3 separate regions of the Mus musculus genome follow, and all the other regions are linked to region 2. Evidence: chromatin loops called from intact Hi-C (ENCODE). Cell type or tissue: heart. All regions are shown on one strand.

What was found. Peaks named below come from ENCODE experiments on the same cell type or tissue, not always from the same donor. Only the 100,000 strongest peaks of a DNase experiment are listed, where the experiment ranks them.
Region 1: a loop joins it to region 2, with 3 times the contacts of the local background. A loop is called at or near these places in 7 of 42 quality-filtered maps.
Region 3: it touches region 2 in a loop (9-fold over the local background); 3 of 42 quality-filtered maps call a loop at or near these places.

The regions. Positions count from the first base shown.
Region 1 is chr8:124,825,861-124,829,860 of GRCm38, reverse strand. It overlaps Trim67 (tripartite motif-containing 67), which reads right to left. Exons shown (of 10, transcript NM_198632.2): 8 at 3,623-3,926; 9 at 1,600-1,762; 10 at 1-841. The coding sequence ends at 776. Among named protein-coding and RNA genes, the nearest start is that of Trim67, 35 kb to the right of the region's middle. In heart, a CTCF peak has its summit at 2,262 (motif pointing right); DNase peaks (open chromatin) are centred at 2,280 and 2,900; H3K27me3 peaks cover 2,388 bases.
Region 2 is chr8:124,615,775-124,619,774 of GRCm38, reverse strand. Capn9 (calpain 9) reads right to left here. Exons shown (of 20, transcript NM_023709.4): 18 at 3,506-3,622; 19 at 2,284-2,342; 20 at 1,044-1,293. The coding sequence ends at 1,267. Among named protein-coding and RNA genes, the nearest start is that of Capn9, 42 kb to the right of the region's middle. In heart, a CTCF peak has its summit at 2,437 (motif pointing left); a DNase peak (open chromatin) is centred at 2,294; H3K4me3 peaks cover 948 bases; H3K27ac peaks cover 514 bases; H3K27me3 peaks cover 1,321 bases.
Region 3 is chr8:124,773,803-124,777,802 of GRCm38, reverse strand. No RefSeq gene overlaps it. Among named protein-coding and RNA genes, the nearest start is that of Gm46059, 17 kb to the left of the region's middle. In heart, a CTCF peak has its summit at 1,844 (motif pointing right); no DNase peak of the experiment used is centred here; H3K4me3 peaks cover 375 bases; H3K27ac peaks cover 215 bases; H3K27me3 peaks cover 1,366 bases.

The sequences.
Region 1 (4,000 bases), 210 kb before region 2:
TCTAGAAAAAGCCACCACTGTGCAAAGACGTGTCACTGTCTTGGATTCCAGTGTTTCTACTCATAACTAAGAACTGAGTGAATAAAATATAACAGATTGTTACACATACACACACATGTGTGTGAGAGTGTGTGTGTGTGTGTGTGTGAGAGAGAGAGAGAGAGAGAGAGGTCAACAGCACATGGGTAATGATACAGACCCTAAGGAAGCCTTTCTGAAGGGTCCTAGCAGTTCATTAATGACTAATGTCCCTTTCAAATTAGTTTGCAGTGTATTGAAAACTGCATATCCCAGAGGCTCAAGGTCCGTTTCTTCCCGCAGAGGTGACAAACTGTCAGCCTGGGACTCCATAAAGGAACAGAGTCCTAGCAATGGGTTACAGGCAGGCATGGAGTAACATCACGGGGCTGATCCATCCTGGGATACCAGTCTCAGAGTCTGCCTTCTCCTCTCCCTCCAGGAAAACAAAAAACAAAAACTTAAGAGGAAATCAAAGTTTTTAAACAGATGTCAGAAAATATAAGCCGGAAACAAAAGGTGTCCATCTTGAGGGCACCCTGGGGGGGACCATAGCCCTGTGGCATTGAGGTGAAAGGCCACTCCTGATATAGGCGGCCACAGTATGGTCGTGGGGCTCGCATGTGATTCATTCTCAGTTCCCCCAGAAAAGCGTCTTCAGATGTCCGCTGGCTGCTGGCACCCAGGACTTTCTGTTATGCCCTGGTCCTCCGTGAAGCCCTCCATCACGGCCAGCTAGGCAGCGGGAGCCACCAGGCTAGTTGCCTGACAGCTTTGGCCGTCCCAGGTTTGTTGGCACCTCCAGTCCTGTGTGCAGGGTGACCTGGAAAAGATGAAACCAGCAGGAGTTGGTTGGGTGGCAGAGTACTTGCACACTACGTACAAGACCCTGGGTCCCAGCCCTAACACAGGAGGAAGGCAGGAGACAGAGGAGATAGAGGAGCGGAAAGAGGGGCAGGAGAGGCTGTCCATAGCACAGAACACCTGACGTAGCACCGCGACCACGTGCCGGAGAACTCATGCTATGGATTTTATTACTCATCTGTCTCCCCCATATGGCTAAGGCCCATGCCACTTTGTGCTTTCTGCCTCATAACCGGAGCTACAGTAACGAGCAGATGGGTTCACTGGCATGAGCCGCAGAGCCCTGCGGCAAAGAGGCTCTGCTTCTCGCAGCCGAGTCTCTGAGCCTGCTGCTGTCTCTTCCAGCTCTCACTGTGACCCTCAAATCGCCCCTTTACGTAACCAACACCGGACTGTTGTGGAAACACTTGCAGGGCAATAGACACATGGCAGGTCCCTTAATAGATCCAGGGACAGAGGGAGTCTGTTAGAAGCAAAGGATGCCCCCATCTAGCTTGTGTTAGGAGCTCCTGTACCATCCAATCCCCTGGGGCACTGAGCCCCTGCTCCTTCCTGGAGCCCCATGGAGCTTGTTTGCTCCAAAAGGTCGTATGTACAGTCCTTAGCAGAAGACTGCCTATCTGATGAGCGAGGTGGTCCGTTCTCATTACAGTACTCATTGTTCAGGAAGCAGAGAAGTGGGCGGGACTGGGCGAGCCACCTGTGTCTCTAAGGTACCTGCACGTTTCGGTTGAGGCTGAGGGCAGGCATGAAGACCCCATCCACGTGGCTGAAGGCTGTGGGGCCCTGCTGTTGCCCATTGATGAAGAAGGTCAGAGTGTGTTTGTTTAGGTCCAGCAGCACACCCACAGTGGCCCCCTTGCACACACCGCCTTCAGTCCTGGGAAGATAAACCAGGAAAACCTATCATCACACCTAGGTCATGATGTGACAGTAACTCAGGACAGCTTCATTCAAACCTAGCCACCAAGTGTGTGTGTGTGTGTGTGTGTGTGTGTGTATGTATGTGCCAGCCACAAGAGAACACAGCTCTAAGGGACCAAAGCTACTCAGCCCCTTCTTATCCACAGCATCTGAGACCTACATGCCTTTGAGCTGGGAGGAACTTTAAGTAATAGACCTGGAAGACTTTTCCTAGAACCCTCTGTGCCCTTCAGCAGACATGCCCTTCATTAACTAAGGGTTCCCTTGACATGACCTTGTTCAGCCCTGGGAGGAAACTGAGTCCTCGGTTAGGATTGAGCCAGGGGCAGAAGTGAGAAGAGACCCTGACATGAACTCTTTACAAGGACCTGGTGGGAAGAGCAGGTGTCCTGGAGGTGCCTTAGGGTCTGGTGGAGAAGCGTCCAACAGACTGGGCAGTCAGTGCGATTCTAATTATGGCCACCAGATGGCAGTAGTAACAAGTCTGACCTGCCAGTTTTCCATGAACTCACCCCCTACGATCAAGGTCAGGTCTGGGAGCAGGGTCTGGCTTCTGAGAAAGCTTTTGCCCCGCAAAAGCACCCAATGCATGCTTGAGTTCATTACTGCCACCATCAGAATGTCTAGGTACTGGGCTTGCTCAAGCACACAGGCATGGAACTGGTAGGCCAGGGTGGTCTTGGCCTCTTTGTGGGTTAGAGGTGGAGGGAGGTCACCTGGTAAACCTATATCACCTGGTCGGCCTCATCGCTTATTCTGCAGTACCGGGCCAGACGAATTTACTTGGTTAACCTGCAGTGCCTGCTAAGTTCCACGGCCCAGCTTGAGAGTCTAGCTGCTGCCCCTCCCACAATCCTTTGGAGCAGAGGACATTACCAGTGAAAAGATAGTGATCAGGTAGGGGGATCTGAGGGTCCTCAGGCAAGTTCCTGGCCAAACTAGACTTGGTTTTCCTGGGAGAGAAGCTGGGTTACTCGTTGTGAAGAGAGCAGTCAGAGCTGCTTGGAAGAGCAGCGAGAACCCAGGAGCCCTGGTGGCAGCCCTACCCTGCCAGGAGCCCAGGGAGGTCAGCTCCTTGGGATTGGCTTCTTTATGCTTTCCCTGCGGCAGCGCCAGGGTCATTCCAGGCAAAGCAGTAGCCGTGGCAATGACTCCTCCTCCCTCTGCGGGAAACAAGTATCCCATTAGTGTTGCGCAGTGACTCAGGCTTAGCAAGAGGGTTGCAGAAAGAACTGGAGCAAGACCAGTAAGAAAACCGCAAATTAAAGCTCTCAGTGGAAAGGCACTACTGTGAGGCCAGCTGGGGGACAGAGAGCCACTGAGCCAGAACTGCCTCCTCTCCCCCACACCATCAAGTACTTTCAGTTGTGACACAGGCAAATGGTTCACACTTCACCTAGTCTTTCTCCAAAACCCCTGGAACTACAGAACAAAGTGCATAAAAAATGGCTCCTCCGGCTAACCGACCGGAGGAGCAGAGGTCCTGAATTCAGTTCCCAGCAACCATATGATGGCTCACCCATCTGTACAGCTACAGTGTACTCATATGCATTAAAGAAAGTAAGAAAGAGAGAAAGAAAGAAAGAAAGAAAGAGAGAGAGAGAGAGAGAGAGAGAGAGAGAGAGAGAGAAAGAGAGAGAGAGAGAGAAAGAAAGAAAGAAAGAAAGAAAGAAAGAAAGACAGAAAGAGAGAAAGAAAGAGAGGAAGAAAGAAAACTTTTTAAAAGACAGCTCCTCCCCCAACACCTGGGACAATCAGAGAACCTTGTCCCCGCCCCTGAATCTGCGGGCTAAGTGGGGGTTCAGGGAGCACGCACCTGTTGGTATGGGAGTTACAGTGCATGAACCAGCTGCGGTTGTTGTCCACGTACATGGCCCAGGCCTTGTCATCCTTGCCTAGCATCATATCTTTGACCACGCTGGCCCTGGCCACTCCGAAGGCTGGGTCCGGGTGGTTGTCATAGCGGTCCACGTGCAGCTCCCAGTAGTGCACGCCTTTGGAGAAGGCAGCTGTGCCTAGCACCACCCGGTCATCATAGCTGCTGCAAGTAGCCGTCTGGTTGTCATTGGATAAGATGATGTCCCGATGGCCAGAGTTGGGGTCAAAGGTGAACCAGGCCACTGGAAAGGAAGAAGGCAGGTAGAGCAGGCACAAGAATCTCTGTTTCCTGCCCCTCTTATCCCCCCATCTTTCC
Region 2 (4,000 bases):
GCCTAGCCCACCTCCTGAGGTCCAGGAGACCCTGTGCAAAAATAAAACACATGGGGCTGGAGAGATGGCTCAGCGGTTAAGAGCACCGATTGCTCTTCCAGAGGTCCTGAGTTCAACTCCCAGCAACCACATGGTGGCTCACAACCATCTGTAATGGGATCCGATGCCTTCTTCTGGTGTGCCTGAAGACAGCTACAGTGTCCTCATATATGTAAAATAAATAAATCTTTAAAAAATAAATAAAACACACACACACCAAAAAACCAAACAAACAGAACCCCAAGGTGGAGCGGCTGGAGAGATGGCTCGGCAGGTAAGAACAGAGCCCATACTGTTCTTGCGGAGAGTCTGAGTTCAGTTTTTAGCACATGTCACACAGCTCACAAGAGCTACAGGGATCTGACATTCTCTTCTGACTTCTGAGAGAAACCATATTCACGTGCACCTACACACGGTTAAACATGTATGCAAGCGGTTCAAAATATAATAATTAAAATATATTTAAGGGGGCTGGAGAGATGGCTCAGCGGATAAGAGCACTGACTGCTCTTCCAAAGGTCCTGAGTTCAAATCCCAGCAACCACATGGTGGCTCACAACCATCCATAACAAACAAACAAACAAAAAAAATATATATTTAAAAAGCAAGGTGGATAGTACCTGAGGAATGGATACCTGTGGTTGTCCTCCAACACACACACACACACACACACACACACACACACACACACACACAGTACTGCCATCAGTCTCCCCAAGTAGTACATCAGAATAATTTCCACGTTACCCCATAACACTTTAGACCCTCAGCATCATCAGGCTCTGCTCTCTCATTCTGAGATAAACATTTTCACTAACCTCCCCTTGAATAAAGAAAATAAAGAAAAGCATCATGTGTGTGTGTCTTAATAGCATGATTGGAGCCAGGACTCTGGGTACTGGAACATTGAATGACCAGTTGGGGGGGGGGGCGCGGGGGAGGTGCGGGGGCGGGAGGAGCACACAGCAACCCCAGGCCTGAGCACACAGACACAGATGGTACCGTAGGTTCTTGTAGAGCAATGATTTTATAAGAAGTTCCACAGAATCAGAGAACTCAGCCAATCCCTTTAGATTCTTCTAACTCACTATGGAGAGGGGAGGAGGGTGGTGTGAGGCCGGGAGGAGAGAGAGCAGTGGGCGGGGCAGCCCTCTAAAAAAAAGTTTCGAGGTTCATGATCCAGAAGCTGAGTATCAGAGGGGCAGACGGCATCGGGTCAGAGCAACCTCAGATGTTCATGGTCAGGCTGATGAACTGGAAGTAAAGAGAGATGAGGCTTTAGAAATCCAGCCTAGCAACTGAGGAGTGGCTTCTGTTTGTATTATGTCGCAAGAACTCTTGCTGGTCGGTCATCTTGCACAAATTTGGCCTTCTGACTCAACATGAAACCATTTATTTAAAATTTAAATTAAAACAGATTGCTGGGTGTGTCGCATGTATAATTATTTTATGTATGCATGCATACGTGTATGTGGGTGCAGACCAGGCATTTCTCTCCCCATCTTCTATTTCGAGAAAAAGTCTCTCACTGAACCTGTAGGTACTAATTGTCCATGACCACACTGGCTGGCCAGTGAGCTTCAGAGATCCACCTGCCTCAGCCCCCACACAGCGCTGGAATTGCAGATACATGCCGCCAGACTTGGCTTTTTACACGGGTCGTAGGGTTCAAACGTGGGCCCTTCTGCTTGTGCCCATCTCCCCAGTCAGATAAACCTTGAAAAAGGCTAAGTGCACTTTCAGTAGAGGGCGGATAGGACAAAGGGATAAGATGTGTTTTGTTCCTGTTGAAGGGGAAGCCTCACAGAGACATCTTGGGCAGGGTAGTGTGAGTTTGGTGACCCACCTTTCCAGAGAAAGATGGCCCTCTACCATAGTGGAGCTGAAGGGAAGGGAGGCAGGGTGGTAGCTCAGGCTCCTTGTGAGCAAGCGAGCTGCCAGGCTGCGGAAGCAGCTGGAAGCTTCTCATTTCTCCCTTCCTCTCACCAGGCTTGCTCGTGTTTATGTGGAACGTTGTTTACTCCACACCCTCTTTCTTGGGGCTCACATGAGCAGACACTAGGGCAATGAAGACACCCACAGCTCACAGGATTATAGCGCTAATTATGCTGACTGCCAAAAGGACAAACACCGGCCTCTGCACTGAGTAATTGCCCACGGCGAGTGCTCGCTCGTCCTGCCTGGGGGATCCACTTAGCGTGTTCATACTCTGCTGCGCCCTGGCCGGGGTCTGCTTGGCCATACCTCGTTTATGTTGAGATGGATGAAGTCCTTGTTCTTCACACTGAGAGATTGGAACACCCCTGTTGGGAGGGAGGCAGCGTCACAGTAGAGCCAGACCCCTGGGCAGGTTTAAGGGCTCCTGGACCACTGGGAAATCTGTGGGTAGCTGCTCCCTCTAGTGGAGATCAGATTCCCTGCATGGTGGGGTGGAGACGATCGAAAGGATTCAATTCCTAGCCAGGGTGATCTGAGAAGGGACTGTCTAATTTGAACCTCAGATTCCTACCTCCAGAAGAGATACAGCCAAACCTTGATTAGCAAGGTGGAGGAGGGGCTTTCCCAGAGCGAGAGCGAGAGCGAGAGCGAGAGCGAGAGCGAGAGCGAGAGAGAGAGAGAGAGAGAGAGAGAGAGAGAGAGAGAAAGAGAGAATATGAATGTAGCATGGACCTGCTTGGATGCTAAGTGCCCCAAGCAATAGTGACAACATCCTGTCATCCCACTGGGGACACTTCACTATGAACTGGGCATTCCATGGCTGTGCAGGTGTGTAAAATTTCTAGGTGTGTACTGGGCATCCCATGGCTGTGCAGGTGTGTAAAATGCATGTGCATTATAAAACCACAAGATACTGGGACATGTTCGTTTGCAGCTGAAGGGACAATGGATGGCTGAGCTGCCCTGGATGCATTTGGCCACCCTTGGGGGCTATTTTGGGAGAGAGTGTGTCCATGAATCTCCTGTGTAGAGCACCTGCACACAAGCCTTCCATCTTTCCTGTACAGCAGACCCTGCTTAAACGACTGGGTCTGTGTCTGGGGCTTTCAGGGGAGAACAAGCGAGGGGCAGAGACTTCTCATTTTGGGTTTTGTGAGGGGACTTGACTTTTCCTCAGTAGGAGGTGTGAAACCTGTCCACTCACAGCCCTTCACAGCCTGTAGGTGTGTAACCACAGGACCTTATTCTGTCTCTCAGCTGACCACAGGGCATAGTGTCTGCACAGACATCCACGGTGGCCCTCCATGTCCTAGATCTGCCTTTTTCCCCCCAGGTTGTTTCTTATGTATTCATAGATGGTGACTGGAGACCCTGAGCTGGGCACTCTGTGCTCCCAAGGGTCCAAGGACTCTCTTGGCTCCCTGTACACTCAGGGCTCCCTTGTACACTCAGGACTCACATGCACACTCAGGGCTCCCCTGCACACTCTCAGCTCGCCTGTACACTCAGGGGTCCCATGCGTACTCACGGCTTGCATTCTCCAGCCGCACCAGGCAGTTGAGGTAGTCATCGAAATCCAGCTGGAGGTCCTCATCTGCATACCTGAGGACAATCAGCTGCAGGAGATGGCCACCCAGCTGAAAGCCTGAGGAGACACAGGAGACTCAGGACTTGCCTTGGATGACCCCATGGTGAGCAGACATCTCCGGGACCTCCAGAGGCACAGAAGTGAATTATTCAGTGTGCAACGCCTGTGTGCACGTGTTCATGTGGATGTCCATGTGCAAAAGTGTGGGTGGAGGCCAAAGGACAAAAGCAGCTATCATTCCTTGGGGTCACCCCCCTCTCCCCGCCTTACTGGTCTGGAACTTGCCAAGTAGGCTAGGCTAGCTGGCTAGCAAACTTCAGAAACCCTGCTGTCTCTGCCTCTCCAATGCTGGGATTACAAGTCCAGGCTAACATGCCTTACTTACATGGGTTCTGGGATTGAACCCATATCCTTGGGCTAGTGTGATCATCTCCT
Region 3 (4,000 bases), 160 kb before region 2:
TGCTGTTGTCCTGTGTCATGGAGATCCTGCAGCTTTGGATCTGCAGGACCCTCCCCTTCATGTGCTCTGGCAATTCACAGATGAGGTAGACATTGAAGTAAATCAACTCAAAACCCTGAATCTGGGCCTGAGGTCAGCCAGTCAGCTTTCCCACATCCACACAACCATGAAGAGCTCTCCAGCATTGCCCTGGCTGGCTAGCTCACCCACTGCTGCAGCCTGCAAGGGACAGGGCCAGCTCACACAGGGCAGGCTTTACTGAGCTACCCAAATGATGGGCTGTTCTCTCAAGGGCTGTAGCCAGTGAGGATAAGGGCCAACTCTCCTGTTCTCATGACTTTCGGGTCATCTCTCCTTCCTGCTGCAAGCAGTGAAGGGGTGAGGGCATCTCTCCCTTGCTCACATTACCACCACACTGCAGACCTCTCCCATGCTCCCTCTGGCTAGCACACCCTCAGCTTCAGCACCAGGACCAGCTCTACGGTGCTGCCCAGGTGTAGTGTAGAACCTGCTCTTCAGAGCGCTACAGCCGGTGAGGGGAGGGGCCAGCTATGCACAGCCTTTGAACAGCAACATAGTCCCATGCAACAGCCCAGACCAGGGACGTCTGCATGACGTTAGATGATAATATGAGCTATGGACATCAACACAGACCCCTGCCACTGCATGACCACAGACCCAGACGTGGCTCTCAGCAGCCGCAGCACAGGCCAGGACTTCACCATGGCCCCAGGTGGCAAGGCCAGCTACTCACCACCTCAGGTGTTCTCTCAATCCCCGTGTCTCCAGTCTGCCCCTCCTCATAGTGCTCAAACCATTTTGCTTCTCTTCCTCTCATCTCTCTGCTGCACAGTGGCTCCCACTGTGGGTGGGCCACATTGGGGGCAGGCCTCTGGGCGTCTTCCCGGTGTGGACTTCTGAAACCTCCAAGCCCACTCCCAGTGACACACTTCCTTCAACAAGGCAACACCTTCTAACCCTTCCCAACTGGGGACCAAGTATTTGAACACATGAGCTTATGAGGTCATTCTCAATCAAACCCACACAGGGTGACACTGCTCTATAGGAGATTGTTCGATACGAAGATTTACTTAAGGTCCGTTGTCCGGGAGGTCACCGGATATCTGGCCATTCTATTCCAGCTTTCTGGGAACGCCAGCATGTTCATCCATACCATGTGACTTAAAATGTACCTCCCCACAGGGAACCTGGGGCTTTTTCTGCACACTAAGCAAGTTCTCTACCACCAAGTCCCACTGCGGCCTCTTTATCCTTTAAGAATCACATTGCGTGAAAAAAAAATCCCTTTTGGGTCCAGAGAGATGCTCAGTGGTTAAGAGTGGTTGCTGCTCTTGTAAAGGACCTGAGTTTGGTTCCCAGGACCCATGCTGTGTGGCCCCAACAGTCTGTGGACTCCAGTTCCGGGGGAATCAATGGAGACAATTATCTTCCTGGTTATTCCCAAATCCTACAAGTGATAATTTTCAGAACTATAAATTAAGCATTTCCGACACCGTATTACATTTGGAGGAAGCAGGGCAGATCAGTAAAGCTATAGTGAGTTCACTCCTAGGTTCATAGGGCTACGGAGAAGCCAGGATTCAACTGGCAGTCCCTACCTGCCCTCTACCCTCTTCCTCTCTTACCAGCACAGCATCCAGGTCTGACTCCCCATTTCTGCACACGCTTGGGCTCACATGAAGCCCCTCTGCCTTTCTAAATAACCAGGAGACACACAGTCATCTCAACCCCTCTCTTACTTTCCAACGGGAAAAACCTAGATTTTGCATCTGGGGACCCTGGGCTATGAATCTGTGCTGTGAGCACAGCATCTTCCTAAGAGCCCAGTAGGGGGCGCCCACAAGCACTTGCTCGAGCTCTAGGCAGCCAGCCGACCTTACTGACTCCAACGCGAAGATCAACCAACCTACCGAAGGAAAAGCAAGGGCTTCCTCCATCTGACTAACTGCCAGCTGCCCAGGGTTACGTGCTGGTCACTTGTGACGGTGACTCGCGGCCTGACAAGGACAGTTGCTCGGACTGTGCGTTGACCTGAAGGCCTTGCGTCTTCGCTGTAGGATTTTGCGTCTGCCTCACCTCTCCAGGGCCAATCTCCCAGCACTGCCTGGACTCAAAAAAACAAAAACAAAAACAAAAACAAAACAAAAACAAATGTCCAACAGGGTGCCTGGACACCAATCACAAGCACAAGTGTTACTTTCAAATCCTAGAGGGAGAAGGTCACTTTCCTGTGTCTTCTGTCTAAACTCCACCTCAAAGTTACCTGGCAACAGCCAGGTATGCTCCGCCCCACAGTTACCTGGCAACAGCCAGGTAGGCCTGACCCACTATAAAAAGGGACTGCTTGCCCCCTCCTCCCTCTCTTGCCCTCTTGTCTTCTTGTTACCGTTCTGTCTCCTCACCCCTTCCCCCACCCTCTCTCCATGTGTTCATGGCCTGTCTCTACTCTACTCTTCTCTCCCTCTACTTCACCTTCTCTACCTTTCTCTGCCTCTACTACCCTCTGATTCCCCTCCCCATGCTCTGAATAAACTATATCTTATACCGTCCTGTGGCTGGTCTCTCAGGGGGAAGGGATGCCTTGGCATGGGCCCGCTGAAGCACCCCCTTCCCCCATACTTCACAGCACCTCCATAGAACATATTCCTTCCCTCTTTATCTTTTGATAAACACAAAATTCCGGTCATGTGCAGCTGCTTGGAAGATGTTTATGCCCAAGTCTTTAGCCTACTGGCCTGGGCAAGTGTGCACTGTCCAGGATCTTTCCTTTCCACCCAGGATGCTGAGGATTCCTGGACTCCCTACAGGTCTGTCCCTACTCTATATAGTCGCTAAGTGCTGTGAGGCAGAGATAATGGCTGGCGTTTGTTTGTTTGTTTGTTTGTTTGGGAGGGGGGTGCTTGCCACTGCAAGGATAAAGTCTGAGAGATCTTTAAGGATTCAGTGTTTTTCATTCTCCCACCTTGCGGAGTCTGGAGGTTGACCATAGGTAGTGTTACTTGGTGGCAAGTGTCTTTACCCATTGAGCAATCTCCAGGGAAAGGCTGGCTTCCTCATGCCCAGCAGCAGAGGAATCCAAGCTGTTGTGTGGGTACAGCTGTGGAGGTGTTTGCAGAGAGCAATAATTGACTTAGGAAGCTCCGGGGACTGCTGGGCTGGGCTTCTGCAGGCGCAGCTGTGGTCTTCTTCTCTGTACAGAGGCTGGCCAGATTCCCGCCCTCCTGGGTTCCTCCTGGAGTCCTGTGAGCCACGCCCTTATAGCAAGTTTCATCTTGCATAGCCATTCCTCCAAGAGCTTGTGGCGGGCCATTCCTGGGAGCTTTTGGTCCACAACTGGTCCCTTTGCATAGTTTCACTACAAGCCCTCAAGAATGATTCAGGAAATACTGGAAAAGACTGTAAACAGACATTCAGTTTCAGAAGTCAGGTAAGGGTGTTGGCCCAGATCAGAGGAGAACAGTTGGACCAGGGATCTAGCTCAGTGGACAGTAGAAACTGAAGTGCCCAGAAGGAACAGGTAGGAAGAAGGGAAAGAAGGGAAGAAGAGCTGGACTGGTGTCAAAGTTTCTGTAAGGCCAAATGACTGAATTTAGGGATGTCAGGGATTACAATGTTTCCAACCAGAGCCAAAGCATCTGAGGCTATTTTTAGTTCCTTTGAAAGTCACCATCCTTATGCCTGACTTAATATTGTTGTGCCGATTATAACCATAGAAGACCACAGCTCTCCAACAGTCCAAAGAAGGTGGTCACACAGCCCCTGCAACCTAGAACAAAGCTGTCTTTGTCGATCTTCTGTTACTGTGACAAAACACCAGGACCAGGGCAACTTAGAGAAAAAAGGGTTTATTGGGGCTTATGGCTCCTGGGGGATAAGAGTCCATCACCGTCATAGCAGGGAAGCATGCAGCAGGCCCACTAGAAGCTGGATTGAGGCCAGGGGAGTAACCACAGAGAGAGAAGGGTAGGGGAAAGAGAAA